Regions from separate parts of the Homo sapiens genome. Here region 2 is linked to region 1. Evidence: chromatin loops called from intact Hi-C (ENCODE). Cell type or tissue: heart right ventricle. All regions are shown on one strand. Links, peaks and the distances in the headings refer to the core of each region. The heading gives the core; the rest is flanking DNA. Region 1 has its middle 130 kb from the start of SCML4. Region 2 overlaps SOBP (sine oculis binding protein homolog).

Region 1 (8,337 bases), core at 104-8,103:
CTAAATATTGGAGGAGAGCAGTCTCAGAGAAGGCACCCTTAAATCTGGGTGAGAGAGGGCACTTGTAGGTGTATTTTCTTGTGTTGGCTCAGAGACTTAGACTTCTTGGATGTATGAGAGAGGTCATTCAGTGTGGACCCGTGCTGGGGGAGAGAGGATGGATATGAGCTTGGAAATCGTTTTGTTCAAGGCGGGGCAAGTAGCAAGATTAAAATTTTTAGTCTGTTAAGTTGTAAGCAAACCAAGGGCAGATGATGAGAGAAGGCTTTGGAGGCCTGCACCCCAACACTCCCTAAGTCTGGCCTTCCTTGCTGGCCTCACCCAGCCATAGAGGACACTGATATGGGAGGATTACCTCCTTTAACCCCCTGAATTGCTTTCATTGAGAACCACGTTGCCTTTGCCAATGATCATTGCTAAGCATTAGGACAGGGTAGAGGCCTCTGGGTAGGAAATTGGCAGGTCAGGGTTGGGGTTGGATCAAAATCCAGAAGGAATCATGATCCTCAAACTAGAGCCACAACCAACCGACAGGAGTAGACTCCCCTGCAGTAGGACTCCAGATTCTGCAGACACTGTCTGAGGGCCTTTGACAAGCACTGTAATTTATTTTAATCCTCTCACTAACAGAGAAGGGAGGCCCTTTTGTCTCTGATTACTGACCAAGAAGGAGACTGTGTTAACCATTCTTGCATTGGTATAAAGAAATACCCAAGACTGGGTCATTTATGAAGAAAACAGGTCTAATTTGCTCACTGTTCTGCAGGCTGTACAAGAAGCATGGCGCTGACATCTGCTCAGCTTCTGGGGAGGCCTCAGGGAGCTTCTACTCTTGGCAGAAGATAAAGAGGGAGCTTGCACATCACACGGCAGGAGCAGGAGCAAGAGAGGGTGGGAGGTGCCACACACTTTTAAGCAATCAGATCTTGTGTGAACTCACTCATAGCTAAGGGGATGGTGCTAATCCATTCATGAAGGATCCACCCCCATGACCCAAACACTTCCCACCAGAGCCTACCTCCTACACTGGGGATTACATTTCAACATAAGATTTAGTGGGGACACAGTTCTAAACCATATCAGAGACCCTAGAGGAGAGACTGGCCCAAGATGACCCTGGGTGGACACTCCTCTGGGGACTCTGATCAAATCTCACATTTCTTCCCTGCACCAGACCGCCCCTTTGTGGTCATAGGAAGGTCAGGGGGACAGAGTAAGCTTCTTAGAGAACCCTGGCCTCCTGTAATAAGTCTCTCCAGGCCGAGTGCAGTGTCTCGCACCTGTAATCCCAGCACTCTGGGAAGCTGAGGAGGGCAGATTGCTGGAAACCAGGAGTTCAAGACCAGCTTGGGCAACATGGCGAAACCTTGTCTCTACAAAAAATACACAGCTTAGCCAGGCGTGGTGGTGTGCACCTATAGTCCTAGCTACTTGGGAGGCTGAGGCACAAGGATTCCTTGAGCCCAGGAGGTTGAAGCCACAGGGAGCTGTGTTTGCACCACTGCACTCCAGCCGGGGCGACAGAGTGAGTCCCTGTCTCAAAAAAAAAAAAAAAAAAAAAAAAAGTCTCTCCTGAGCCAGTGTGGGAGCTGAGCTGGCTGCCCTGAAGTGCAGCAGGTCTCCAGGTGACAGGGGCCTTCCAGGCAGCAGTGAATCAGCCCTTGTGGCTTCAGTAGTCTAAGGACCACCTTGAAAAGGCTTATCCTTGCTCTCTACCTGTGGGAACCAGTCCTAATGAAATAGTAATCAACATAGAAAAGTTGATCAGATAAAATATATACAGGCTCACATAAATTTTATTCTTTATTTAAAATACAGAAATACTTTTTACAGCATGAACAGAAAGTACTACATTGTGTTGAAATCTTAAGATTTAGAAATCTCACTGAATCATACACAGGCCCATGATGCACTGTACTAGAAAAAAAAGCTGTATCAAAAATGAAAACAAACAAACAAAAACCACCTCAAACTATTAAAATCATTAAGGCCAGTAGTGGTTGTTTAATTAAATTGTACATACCTGACTGTGGTGTACATACCAATCACTGTTTAAGAGAATACATTAAAAACAGAAAAATTGACCTCTAAATAATGAACTAATAGCCCTCCTGCAAAAGTTACAAACAATAACAGGCTTTGAAAGATTCAAAGCACATTTTGATGTAGTGTCTTATATATAATGGTCAATTTATGAAAACACTGTATATGATAAAAATAAGTACATCCAACTCACTCCTAAGTAACACGCTACACTTACAGCCTGCTTATGACAAATGAGAGATCTGTAAATATATGCAGTAAGAATACACGTGGGTTCATACTCAGATAATGTATCTGTATGCACAGTATGTGATGAAATTAAACTAGAGGATAAATAACTTTAATAAACTCTACATTTTGAGGCGCATGGGGAATAAAATTCATGTTGTTTCTAAGTTATAGACACAGCATATTTTTTTTCCTATCTCGGTACCTTAGTGTAATGCCAATTTGCATTTAACCTAGTTATCTTATGTTTGCATGCTTTGCAAACTAAATTACAGAACCAAATTGCCTATTACAATTTCCCATTATGTAACACAATTACATAGGAACACTTTGAGGTGAAAGGATTGTCCCAGTATTAGGAAACACTGATTTCAGCATGCTTGCAAAGAGCAAAGATTAAGGAGAGGCTGTTTCCTCAGGTAACAGGTTTTACCGCTGTCTCTCTCCAATGTAAATGCCACTCACCATTACAATGAGCTATATTCACTAATGTCTAGTCTGCAAAATTAGATCCACTGGTTTTGTTTTGTTTTGTAAAGAAGCTAGGACCTAAAATTACACCACTTCCTAAGCTGAAAGTTTCTGTCTCCCCGAGCACTTCCAAGTAAAAGATGGAGTTGAACTAATGTTCCAAGATTCCATTACGTTCATAAGAAATGAAAGCACAATGAATTTTCATACAATTAGAATATCTGCAGTACATACGCCGAGTCCTTCTTGCACACGTGCCTCAGCACAAGCAAATGATGTGCAAACTTTCACTAATGACCTTTCTCTTAAGTTTGCAAACCCAATCGAAATACACATGAACATGCACGCACACCCCCTCTAAAAATCCTTAATTAGAAGGGAGGAAATACTGTCTCAGTAGAGAAGAGGGAAGGTAGTCAACCCTGTTTTTATCTTCCCAGGATAAGGAGATGACCTATTTGCACCCTTGGTTTCTGGCTGTTTCATGCAGTGTGCGAGTAAAGTAAGACGTTTTACCAGGGAAAAGGTGCAGCTGCCGCTCTCCCAGATGCGGCGAGATCGGGAAGCCTCCCGAGTGGGTATATGGGGTACGGAAGTAGCATAAACAGGTGGAAACATGAGATTAACTAAGGCTGAGTTGAAAGAAAGATTCTGAAAATAAGCCCATCAACTTACAAAACCAAAGACATAACATTTCGGTCATCGTCATTCTACCTCACAAGCTTAGGGAACATGGATTTCACTAACTCATGGGCCCTCATTTGTTAGCAGGAGTCTTGTTGGATAATGACAGCCTAGCGTAGCTAGTAAAACACACCTTTTGGCCCCATGAAGGGAGAAGATTCATGGTGTTACAGTCATACTTCATTAACACAAAGTTTTCACTGTTAGTGAAAAAAAAATAGCAGCAAGACAATTATGATAAAATGATTTTATTCAATCAGTTTAGTTTTCTTGCATGTGAATAGAATGAAAAGCAAATTTATCCACAAATGTATTTAAAGTATAAAATTTTTATGTTAATGAAATTACTTCTAGGTATATACAGTAGAGAAATAATCTAATCAACAGATATCTGTAACATGGAAATATTTGCTCTATAAAGCAAATGATATTTCATATTTTCTTGAGGATAAAATGAGAGGAGTTCTTCTATTTAAATCCCCAAGTGATCAAAGATATAGCTAGAAGATGACAGAAAATTAAATATTATGGCTTAGAACACAATGAATAATAAAAGAAATCAAACTCCCTCAAAGTCTCTCACACTTGGACAGAAATACTTTCAGTTCCTGAGGAGGAAACATGTTTGACTTCTAGAAAGACCTCGAGGTGTGCAATTGTGCTGTAGAAAGGCCAGGAATGGAAACATTTTTTTTCCAGAGCTGTGCTGCCTTTCTCCTCCCTCTAAACCACATTTTCTTTTGGGAAATATGTCATCATCTTTCCCTACTCAGACACAAGCCACTTAATATTGCATACGTCTCAGTAGTCTTATAAATGTCCAAAAACAATACCTCACCCCAGAAATACTTCCGATGTAGTTCATTGTCCTTCATTTTTCATGCTGGCTGGACCCTCCTCACTTACACACAAGGCTCTGGCCCGGCTTTGGTCATGAGGCTGTACAGTCAGTGCTAACTGGGTCTGGACAACGTTCTGTGTTCTATAAAGAACTTTGGCATTATCTGAATTGCTGCTGGATTGCAGAGTGACTCCGTGCATGTTGCAGGACGGTGGGAGAAGCAGCTTGTGATTCTCAAGAGGTACATCGAATTGGCACCAGGTCACTTAACCTTCAGGGCTGAATGAAGAGGGACAGCTAGTGAGAAGGGCATTGTGCTTGATGAAGATTCAAGAGGCCTCTCGGTGGTACATCAGGGTGAGTCACAGGATGAAACATTCAGAAGGGCAGAGACTCTCATTCCCAACCTCAGGCATCGAGCTGAGAGGGCTAGACCTTGAGAAATAGAACAAGTGGAGATTGGACAGGAAGTGGGGCAGAGTCAAGGAATGCTGTGGGTGGGTGACAGCTGGGCAGAGGTCAGAACTGCTGGGCCTGGGAGGACAGAGTTGGCTTATTCTTATTTCTTTCTCTACCCCGTCTCCATCCCCAAGGCATTTGAGCTAGTGGAATGAAGAAAGACAGAAAAGAAAACAAACCAGCAAAAAAACATGGAGGCAGGAAGAAAGAATAGAATGAGAAGTAAAAAACGAGTGGGAAAGAATGGTCAAGTGGTGCTTACATGGCCTTGAGAAGTTCTGGGCTCATGAGGGAAGAGGATCAAAAAATATCTAGATGAGGTTGCAAAGGAGGAGAGGCAGGAGCCAGCAGCCATGAAACAAAAGAGATGAGCCAACAGCCCATAACCATTACGGCAGCACAGCCCCACTGGCCTTGGCCAAAGTAACTGAGCTGGAAATGCTTTCAAAGGTCATGTGGATGACTCCCCTCCTTTTCCAGATAAGGAGATGGAGGTATGGGGGGAGGTGACTTGGAGAGCTTGTTTCTTGCACACCGTACCATGCTCTGCCCCCCACAGAGCAATGTGGAACCCACGGGGGAGAAGGTTCTACTCTGGAGGGGAGCCGTCCAGATGTCCCCCAAGACCTCTTTTCCCCAACTCTAGGATTCTACGGTTCTACATGTGAGGGTGGTCTCTGTATATTTGCGAACACTCACAATATCCTCAGCTTACCGTGCCTAAGGATATAGCAGTAACATTACTTTAAAATGAATATGTTGAACGTTATACATCCAAATACTGTTGTCCTTCAAAGTAGTCCGTACATTGCAGCTCCTTATTCTAACACCTGCCTAATATATTTAAGTTAACCAGTGAATTGTGGCTGTTATTGTTCAAACTATTTGTACCAAGTAAGGAAACACGCAAGGAAAAGACAAACGAATGTGTGTGAAAACACATGATTTGAAACCTGAAACTGATTACCCATGTCATGCACCAGGCATGAGCCCAGTGGCTTTGGCTTTCTCCAAAAAGAAAAAAAATCCACCCTCAAGGGATGATGATGGGTTTCCAAGAACACTTTGAAAAGAATGTAGTTGAGGATGCTACATTTATGATAGAGGTAGCCTTCAGTCATACATCATTGCTGTAAAGCGACACCTAGTGAGGCGCTGTTATTTCACAATGAGCTGTTTGGAGAAGCAAGGCTTCGGGTGTATTCTAAAGTTGGAGCCAATGGAAGAGGTTGCTGTTGGCCTGTGCAAGCGCCTAGTGCATGGAACTGACTCTAAGGCTCAGACCACGTGGTCAAGCCCCAGAGCAGGGTAGGGTGGGAAGACAGCTGAGGTATAGGTGGTCTGTGTGGTATATGTAGACCCTTCAAATGGAAAGATGCTGCTGTCCCCACACTGTCTGGCATCACTGTTTAATCACCCGTGTCTCTACTATTCTCGTCCTGCCACTATCAATTCATGGCACAGCACTCTCGGCCGACCTGGGGGAGAACGTCATTCTTAAGCTCTACCTGCCATCGTTTCCTCTGCAGGAAAGCGAGCCCAGTGCTGAGCATGGGGAGAACCTCTGGGCTCTTTATGTAGGATTTGAAGAGCGCAGATCTGAGGCCTCACTTGCGAAAGCACCGTGAAGAAAGCAAATCCTCCTCTAACAGTGTGTTTTTGCCCAGAACTGCTTCTAAGTCGGGGGAATTTCATGAAGCCTGGGAGAGTCACAGTGAGCGTTCTCTCCAGCCCAGCATCTTGGTGAGGCCCATGTGTGATAAGACCACCGAAACCACAAAGGAATTTACCACGGGAAGTGTCCCAGCAGTTGCTTATTAGCATTAGAACAATTACACAAAGTCCATTGTTAGCAGACATGTTTTCATGATCCTTAACTGGTGGCAGTAAATAACAGCCATTCTCTTTCAAGCAAATGCTAGATTTCCAAAAATCCAGCTTCTAATTTTCTGTGCAGGGATCATCTTGGATTAGGACAACCATTGGAGTGGATGATACCCCAGAAGCTGAGGTGCCCAGCGCTCTACCTGCAGGAGCAGGGCGGAACACACAGAAGCTGCCTGCGGGTGGATGGGGGTGATGCAGCTGGGTTTGACATCACAGAATGGAAACAGGGAGGTTTGTTCCCCTGGATGTCTGACCGTCTGCTGGACCATCCCCAGGGTTCTTAGTGTGGTCCTCTCTTGCCACAGGGGAGGGATAGGGGCACATGGCAAGGCAACAGGAGAGCCTGGCAGGTGCTCAGTTCTTGGAGTGTTTATGACCAAAAAAAACCAAAAACAAAACTAAAAAAAATCAGCCCCATGGACAGGTTTGCAGCCCTCTCCTTAAAAAAAAAATTGCAGTTTTTAAAAAAATCACCTACTCCTTCACAATCCCATGTCTTGTTATCCGAGGTTTTAAAAAAAAGTGAGTCCAATCCCCTTCCCCTCTCTCCCCAGTGGAGAAGAGCTGAGAAGTGGCCCCTTCAGAGCAGAGGTCAGACAGTGCCTGCCAACCACTTACATATATGTAAACCTGGTTGTTTCTTTAGAATGAGAGCAGAATATTTCCATCTTTTGAGACCTTCTGACAATGACTACATTTGAGTCCCTGGTCACCTATGGGCATCTCCAATTATCTTCAGAGATTTGAGAAAATTCTCCTAAAACCATCTCAAAAATAATTTAAAAAGAATTTTAATTAAAAAAATAAGAAATATTCCATACGGCACATAGATACAAAAATAGGTTATTGCAGCGTGAAGGGTTGGGGCTGTTAGAATTGCTGCTTTCATTGTTTTCCTAAGAAACTTATGGTGTAGGCCTCCCTTTCTCACTGGTTTCTTCTGCAGTAAACCGGCCCTAGTCCCATATTCCTTCCCAATGTATTTAATATAGTTGGTAGCAGCCCTGCTGCAGGGAAATGGTGGGAGTCTGGTGTACTCTCTGGTAGGTGCTAAACGCCCGCAAGACAATTGTTCCCTTCCGTGGGCTCCCCGGCAATGTGTCTCCCGAGAGTCACCTGGAGCCCAGGCTTGGCACATACAATCATCCTCCTGAGGGGGCAGGCCTAGAGCCCCAGAACAGCCCTGGTCACCCAGCTGCCTCCAGGGCACACCCTAGTAGCCTAAGAGGGGACACTTAGTAGTAGCAACCAGACCACAGTGGGTTCTGCCTCCATATTGCAAACCAAGCAAAGGCAATGGCTCATATACTCCCAAGCACTCACTTCCTAAGGCTCTTCCAGCTACAGTGTCAGGAAACACACACACACACACACACACACACACACACACACACAGACAAGACCCACAGCTTTCACCTAAAGTCTTCGCACAGGGAATAATGTGATTCATGAAATATTTAAAAGGCCTTAGGCAATAGAATTGTCTCTTGATTTTTTCTTTCAAGTGTTTAACAGACAAGTGTAATTGGAAATGTTTGGAACATGAACACAGGCACACACACACACACTCTAATTTGGAATTATGCAAAACGATATCATTATTCACTACAACCTGAAGCAAAGCTACTGCAATGGAATAATAAGTACCACATCTGTACAAGTGAGAGGCCCCCAGGTCGGCTCTCATTTGGACAAGGGTGACCCACGTGGCCTAACCCTTTAAG
Region 2 (8,337 bases), core at 79-8,078, 56 kb before region 1:
GACCAAAATAACATAAAAACATAAAATACACGATGGCTATTTGGATGATATATGTTTCTGAATAAAGAATCAGTCTTGTATGTGGACCAGAATCATTAAAAATATCAACCTGGCTCCAGCCAATTTCAGAAGATGTGGTGATGAAATTGCCCACTACCTCTTGAGATTGAAGAGTTCTTTCAATGATGGGTCCCCCAAGAAATTACAGCTTTTCTTTAAAATCAGAAATACAGAAATACTCAGGCTTTGTCAGCTACGAAAGGGTGACAAGGCAAGTGATTTAAGATGGGGGAAAAACCACCTCTCCTCCACTAAATCACATTTCCTCTTGCCCTCAGAAGTTCCGTGTCACCTCACAGCACAGTCTCAACCTGCCACAATTTACTCACATTCTCTGGCCCTTCCTGGTTTGTTTTATTTATTTATTTAGTTATTTATTATTTTTTGAGACAGAGTCTCAATCTGTCACCCAGGCTGGAGCGCAGTGGCGCGACCTTGGCTCACTGCAACCTCGGCTGCCTGGGTTCAAGTGATTCTCCTGCCTCAGCCTCCTGAGTAGCTGGGGTTATAGCCACGCGCCACGATGCCCAGCTAATCTTTGTATTTTTAGTAGAGACAGGGTTTTGCCATGTTGGCCAGGCTGGTCTCGAACTCCTGACCTCAGGTGATCCACCCACCTCGGCCTCCCAAAGTGCTGGGATTACAGGTGTGAGCCAACGTGCCCAGGCCCCTTCCTGTTTTTTTGTGCACATGTGGTGCTGTTTTTCTTCTATGCCTTCAGAAACCCAGACCGTTCATATGGTTGGGGAAATTGGAAGTGTATCCACTAAATAAAGGACCGTATGGCTTTTGTGCCCTGATGCTGAACACTGGTGACAAGTTAAAAGCCAAAGTGGAAAGTGTTACAAACCAAAAGCAAAACTCAGGCTGAGATGTGGTGGGTGAGGTGCAGGTGAATGATTTCTCCGTGTGCTTGTTGGTGATTCATTATATATTATTTCTCATATATATTCATTATATATTATATAGGATAATCTGTCAATAACTTCAGTCAGCTCTTCATTCTTCTCACTATGTCTGCCTTTTTCATACTGTAGTACTATTTTATTATTTTTATTTTATTTTATTTATTATTTTTTTGAGACAGTCTTGGTCTGTTGCCCAGGCTGGAGTGCAGTGGCACAATCTGGGCTCACTGCAACCTCTGCCTCCGGGGTTGAAGCAATTCTCCTGCCTCAGCCTCCTGAGCAGCTGGGATTACAGGCACATGCCACCATGCCCAGCTATTTTTTATATTTTTGGTAGAGATGGGGTTTCACCATGTTAGCTAGGCTGGTCTCAAACTCCTGACCTCAAGTGATCTGCCCACCTTGGTCTCCCAAAGTGTTGGGATTACAGGTGTGAGCCGCCGCTCCCAGTCTGTAGTACTGTTTAAAAAAATCATTTAAAATAGATCAAAAGCAGACCAAAGTATCTAGAAATTAGCAACCGAGGCAGCTACAGTTGTCTTCAAGGAAGTCTTATTTGCTAGTTCTTTGTAAATTATAGGGTTTTTTTTTCCCCATTTGGAAATTATTCTGTTCCTGGTTACCTGCCTTTATGCATTCTTGTGTGTTGATATGATTACAAATGATTTCAGTGGACAACTATTTTCCCCAGATGCAGAACTAATTAAGTTTAGTTGAAGATTTTAAAAGGTTGTAAACTTCCTTTGATCTTCAACTTTTAAGACTCCAAATGCCAGTTCTGCAGCTTCTGTAAGCTGGAAAAAATATCCCCCCGAATAATAAGGAAAACAATGTATAAACATTTTCCGAACTATTCTATCCACAAAGAATTCCATTTATAAATGGAATACTCCCTTCTTTGTCTTTGCCTAGGAGCTTGAGGGATAGCTGTTTGTATTTGTACATTTTCTGAATTTCTACAGTTTACACTTGTTTATGGTACATTGGGGAGTTCAGAGTAACCATTTGCAAATGTTTGAAGATATTCAAAAGAAAATATTCCCCCTCCTCAGTTTTCCAGGGAAATGACATAGACTCTTTAAGTAAAATAATCAATGGAAAAAATGTGTACAAGGAGTAACCCTTTCATCTCACTTTTCCACCTTTGTGGCTCCCAAATTTCTAAGTTTCAAAAACCAGAAAGAAAATATAAGACCCTTTTTCCTGGTCCCAATTCCATGATACTACTCCAGGCTCAGCAGGGGGGACTTGACATCTTATTTTCTCAGGGAAAGCTGGAGGAGGCACCTGTAGTTTGGCTTTTTGGAGTTTAATTATTAGTCTGGTCATGGAGCCACAGTCCTAGAAACAACTGTTCCAAGGCAAGGAGTTCACTTCATTGGGGAAGCCAAAAGGGTGGAGGTCCCAAAAAGTTTTTTGCCAATTTAGTTTCTCAAACTGAGAAGTTCAAGAGAGGAGGCTGTCTGGGAGGAGGTTGGGAAGTCAGTCCATACATTCGAAACAATACTATAGGTGCCTACTTTTAAAACAAGGAAAAGAAGGAAAACTGAGAGTGACAAAAGGAAATCAGTATGAATGGGATGTGCTCGGATCCTGTGTCAGACTTGTGCTATCTAATGGTCCAGTACTTGACTATTGGGAATATTAATTGGTGACAGTCCCTAAGTTAAGGGTTAGCTTGTCTGTTGGGATGCAGTTGGCACATATAGTTCTAGGTAGAGGTACTTCAGAGAGCCAGAAAGAAGACACCAGGTCTGTGTCATGGACACATGTGAGTGGGAGGACCTGGGAGTGTGCTTCCTGTGATCATTTCAGACTTGTAGAGGAAAGTTTTCTGGAATGAATGGTGTCAAGATTGGCCTGAGATATGTCCCAATTCAATGCTGCTGGGACCATGTTAACCCTTATGACCAGGGACTTGGAGGGAAGGTTTTAATGTACAAGCATCCAACTTTTATATATGATGTCAATCAGGTTATGATGGAATATGAAATGACATCTGTGACTGGATATTTATTACTTTCAGATGTACCCATAACCTTCCATCTTCAGCAGGACTGGGACTAGAGTGAAGCAAAGGAAGGGCTTAGGGCAGAGACTTTGAGGAGGCACCCACTCAGGGTCATGCTAGTGCAGCACTGGTCCTGGCTCTGTCTCCAGATCCATATGGCAGCTCCCTAAAGCTGGTCTCCTGGCCCCCTGGACTCGTCCCTGGATGGCCTTCAGCAACTCCCCCTGAAATTTCATGGAAAGTTTTATGTGCCTATGCACAGAGGCATTTTCATGGGAGAAGACGTCCATAGATTTTGGCTCCAGAAAAAGTATGCTCTATATCTCTGAAGGATTATCTTACCTTATTATGGAGCAATATCTGAGTTGAAATTTTTCTTGTTTCTCTGAGGAAGCTGAATTAATGGAAAGTTTCTCTTAAAACTTAGAATATATTGTTTGGCAATTTCTGCTGTGGGCCTAATATTGCAGAATCAAAGTTGGAGCTACATCATGTAGCACTTGCCTCAATAAGATTGCCTTAGTGACACAATGCAAAAGGTTACAGACTTTTCTTCAAGTTACCATTTCCCACAAGGGCCTGTGATGAAAGAAGAAAAGAGAAGCAAGAAAAGAAATAAGCTAGATACTTCCCCAGCACTTGGACCTTCAAAATTTGTACGATACAGGGAGACACTGTTCTTCTGTGGAAAGATCTTCTACTCTGCCACTGAGGCCAAGAAAGCAGAATGGCCAGAGTCAGAGAGGTGGACAGGTCGGTGAACACCAGGGCATTGATGTGGCAGTGTCTGGGAGCGCTGCCAATGCTCCCTAGCTCCCCAGTATGCCTCTTTACTTGGAGAGACTGCACTTGGAAAGAGACGCGTTCGGCCAGCTATTAACCAGCCGTTGCCCAGGAGGGCACTGGAAATCAGTTCCCTGACTGGTTTCCAATGAGTCACTCCCTTGCCAGCCTAAGCTGCTGCCTGTGCACCATGTTCAATCATTTACACCTACCTTCATGCAGACAAGTGCTGCAGAGGGGCAGAGATGTCTGAGGACCAAAATACGCTGCACCGTGGAACACTTACCTCATGTTGTGGAACACTTACCCTCACCCGAACGCCCCGCCTTTTCCAGACTTTCCTGTCTAAGAGATCGTGCCAAAGGGACGGGGGTGGCCATGCTGTTTTCTCTTACCGTGTCCTGCACAACTTATTTTGTATCCTTCCGTTGCCGTTTTAAGTGCATAGCACTTTCTATGTGGATGGATGTTAAGGCAATGCATTCTGCATGTGTAAACTTTTTCTTAGGGCCTCAAAGGGCATAAACGAAATTCATTCAGAGAAAGAAAGAAATTAGCTTTAGAAAATAAACAATTTAGCACTGGCATCGTTTAACAGGGTCCCATTCTCAAGGAAATGGGGTAAATGCCATTTCAGACACCAGCTCTGAATACTAACTGCAGAGAGTTCTTCTCCAGATTTGTGGATTTCCACAGCACAGAAAAAAAAAATAGGGTGGGGTCAGGATTGGGAACATGAGACCATCAACAGGGAGGGGAAGTACACACACATGCACAAAACTTATTTCAAGGGTCATCGAAAAGATTCTAGTGAAAAATGACTGGAGCAAAAGAAAATGACAATAACAAAAACTTGGAATTATTCTCTAATGCTTTAAAATAGTCCCAAGTGTACTACATAGTTTAAAATTGGAAATCAGTCAAGTTACCTAACTCTGCCACTCCTTGGACTGAATTAATGATCATAAGCAAAAAATGCTTGTGCAATTGTACTGTGTGGTCCAGATGTACAGCCCTGAGTAGAGAGATGGGGGCAGAGCAGACCTGGCTTTCCAGGTAGCCAAGGGGTCAGGGCTGGGGCAAATCAAAGCTTCCAGTGCTCCCAGCCTCATTCCCATCCAGATATTTGGCTGCACCAGCACTAGTTGTCTCATCATTTTCCCCTCTGAACCTCTGGTTTGTTGTCTGTCTTTGATATAGTAAGCTGTGTTTTGTTTTGGGTAAAAAGGGAAGTAAGAATGTGACTGATAGTATTTAAAGAACAAAAGGGAGAAACGCTTCATGAATTCATTTGATATGGAACATTGACCTAACATCCAAAAAAATACAACTAAAAAGTAGATCTTTCCCTCATTTGCATGGCTTATTTCCCCAGATATGTTTTTGGTATTGAAAATGAATGGTATTCCCATACAACATGTGTCTCAATTTGTAATGATATCCTCCTTGCAGCTGGCTTAGTTCTGCAAGTGTTTCTAAAATGTTACTGTCTTAAATTTGAACCAACCTACAATAACAAATTATCTAGAAGCAAAGTGGCTAAACGGCATTTGGAGAGAGAAGGGGAAACCCTATATTTCATCCTTCAACTCTTGTTTTAGAAATTCAGACTGTAACGTGATCTTTTTCTAAAGAAATCTACACACACACACTTTAAAAACTGTGCAGCTTGGGTGTTGTGGGAGCAAGAATGATCAGGTTTAAGTTTCTCTGCAAAGCTCTGCATCCCATCAACAAGCTCTTTTGATATTTTAAACCCGTATTTAGAGTAATTTCAAGATATTTGGAGCACATGTGGTTACATGTAAAACTTTGTCCTTATAATGTGTTAGATGCTCATACTTTAAATATTTATAAGCTTTTATTTATTTATTTATTTTTATTTTTTTCTGAGATGGAGTTTCACTCTGTTGCCCGGCTGGAGTGCAGTGACGCGATCTCGGCCCACTATAACCTCTGCCTTCTGGGTTCAAGCAATTCTCCTGCCTCAGCCTCCCAAGTAGCTGGGATTACAGGCGCGCACCACCATGTCCAGCTAATTTTTTTTTGTATTTTTAGTAGAGATGGGGTTTCACCCTGTTGGCTAGGATGGTCTCCATCTCTTGACCTCATCATCCACCTGTCTAGGCCTCCCAAAGTGCTGGGATTACAGGTATGAGCCACCATGCCCAGCCTTTATAAGCCATTTTTAAGTAATTTACCCAAAAGCTTTCTCCCACTAGAATACTATAATTGAGTAGTATCTGAGCATCATTATAGAAGATACAAGATGAAGTTGCTGCAGCATGCATTCACATTCTTCTTGCTTTTCTGGTTTTAATTCAAATGTCATTTTTAGTAGAATCAGCTTATTTTATTATTTTTTAAATGTATTAAAAAATCATAAACAAGATTGGTTGTCTGTGATTTAAAACAAAGAAATTCCCCAGCACTCAAAAGCTAAAGTGTTCTAACCTGAACCGTATTGAGTCCCACACGTGAGCGTGGTGGCTCACTCCTGTAATCCCAGCACATTGGGAGGCCAAGGCGGGTGGATCAGACTTAGGTCAGGAGTTCAAGACCAGCCTGGCCAACATGGGGAAACCCTGTCTCTACTAAAAATATAAAAAATTAGCTGGACATGATGGCGCATGGCTGTAGTCCCAGCTACTTGGGAGGCTGAGGCATGAGAACAGCTTGAACCTGAGAGACAGAGGTTGCAGTGAGCCGAATTCGTGCCACTGCACTCCAGCCTGGGCGACACAGTGAGACTCCATCTCAAAACAAAAAACAAACAAAAAACTTCCCATTAGAGTGTTGGATCTCAGTCTGTGTCCACATGAACTTAAAGTGTCATATTGTTCCTCTGAAATGTCTTAGGGACAATTTATTGGTGGTTGGATTGAATTCTTTACTATTTGCCTTCAGCCATCTTGGAAGCTAAGACATAGGATCCTGTCTTTATCATAGGTAGCCTGTTTGTGCACTTAATATGAAAAAGAGGAGGGGGAAACCCTTTTTCCAAACGCAGAATCCATTTAAGCTTTGGAGGTTATAAATTTCAAAGTGATCACAGGCCCCTGGGGCTCACACTCTTTTATGGCTGGCAAAATACAACTTTCTGGTAAGAATGGGGAAAAGAAGGCTTTAAAAGGCTCATAAACTTGCTTGGACATCTAATAGCTCTTACCAAACAGCATTCTCATGAGTTAAGTGTAAATGAGTCAGAAACACATAGATCAAATTTCTTTTAAAATACACATGGGTTTGAAAATTAAGGCCAAAGTGCTTGGCAAAATAAGTTTTGGTTTTATCCAAACCCAAATGTTGAAAAAATAATTCTAAGATTTGCCAAACCAAAAATACATGCAGATCTCTTCAATCCTCCCATTAAATAAGATGGCATCATAAACATGGGACTTAGTGGCTATTTTCATAATCCCCAAGGTTTAGGCAACATGGACCTTAAATATTGATTGAAAGACTATGAAAAATTTTTGGTGGAAAAACATTATAACCTTGCAAATGAAGATGAGGGCTACTGGTTCAGGGTTCTCATCCTGATTTTGACAGCACTTCTCACTGTCCGATCAGGTGATCAACTTGTCCTTTGTCTTAGCTCTGGGTGTGTGTGTGTGCATGTGTGTGTGTGGCCTATGCATAGCAATAATAACTTTTAAAATCCTATTTTTGGATTTTATAAATCCTAAATGTATACTTAATTCATATATTACAATCTGCGAAACTTAATAACTCCTCATCATATCCAAACAGAGGGAAGCAGTCCCCTTTTGCTCATTCATAGTTCAGAGATAGTCTTCATTTATTTCCCTAGAGGGTAAAACATATCCATTTTGCACTAACAATATCTAATGCTGACTTTGCTCAGGTCTGTGTTATTAAAAGATGAGAGAGAGAGAGGGAAAGAGAGAAAAGAAAAAAAGTAGGGGAGGGTGTGTGGCAGGAGTCCTTGACTTGATTTGAAGAACTAATAACCTACTGAGAGACAAAAAAAAAAGCCAAGGTCACTTTTACAAGCAACATGCAGAACCTGCAAACTGATGTGACACTGCAGACAGTAGGCTTCGCAAGAGCAGGGACCGGGTCCAGTTCACTCATTGTTGTAACCAAGTGCCTAGCACAGGGGCTGGAAGAATGAGCACACAAGTATTCAGTGATCACATGAATGAAAGCGTCTCCATAGAGGAACAGCTAATGAAGCTGCCTTGATGTAGTGCCTTCTGGTCGATGAATTCTGAATTCTGAACCTGAGGAGGGATGTGGGCTGGCGATCAGGGGTGGAGAAATGAGGGGTGAAGTAGCATGTTAAAGGGCACAGACACAGAAAAGAGCAAGCTGTATTAGGGATGACCTTCCGGTTCACTTGGCTGGAACAAAGGGCTTGACCACAGAGGGTGAGAAGCATGAGGCTGGAGGAGAGTGGGAAGGTGGTAGAACAGGAGTTTGGGGAATTTGTACTCAATACATTGGGCAACGTCACTGTGGCCTCAAGCACAAGAATGACAAGATGAAATCTGTGTTTGAGGAAAATTACTTGAGCAGCTCTTTGTAGACTGAAAGACTGACATTGCTAAA

What was found. A loop is a pair of places that touch in the nucleus more often than their neighbours do. Peaks named below come from ENCODE experiments on the same cell type or tissue, not always from the same donor. Only the 100,000 strongest peaks of a DNase experiment are listed, where the experiment ranks them.
Region 2: a loop joins it to region 1, with 7 times the contacts of the local background. A loop is called at or near these places in 3 of 110 quality-filtered maps.

What each region holds. Positions count from the first base shown.
Region 1 is chr6:107,693,639-107,701,975 of GRCh38, forward strand. No RefSeq gene overlaps it. Among named protein-coding and RNA genes, the nearest start is that of SCML4, 130 kb to the right of the region's middle. In heart right ventricle, for the core only: no CTCF peak of the experiment used is centred there; no DNase peak of the experiment used is centred there; H3K27ac peaks cover 1,270 bases.
Region 2 is chr6:107,637,783-107,646,119 of GRCh38, forward strand. All of the region lies in intron 6 of SOBP (sine oculis binding protein homolog), which reads left to right. Among named protein-coding and RNA genes, the nearest start is that of SOBP, 150 kb to the left of the region's middle. In heart right ventricle, for the core only: no CTCF peak of the experiment used is centred there; a DNase peak (open chromatin) is centred at 3,825; H3K4me3 peaks cover 594 bases; H3K27ac peaks cover 2,341 bases.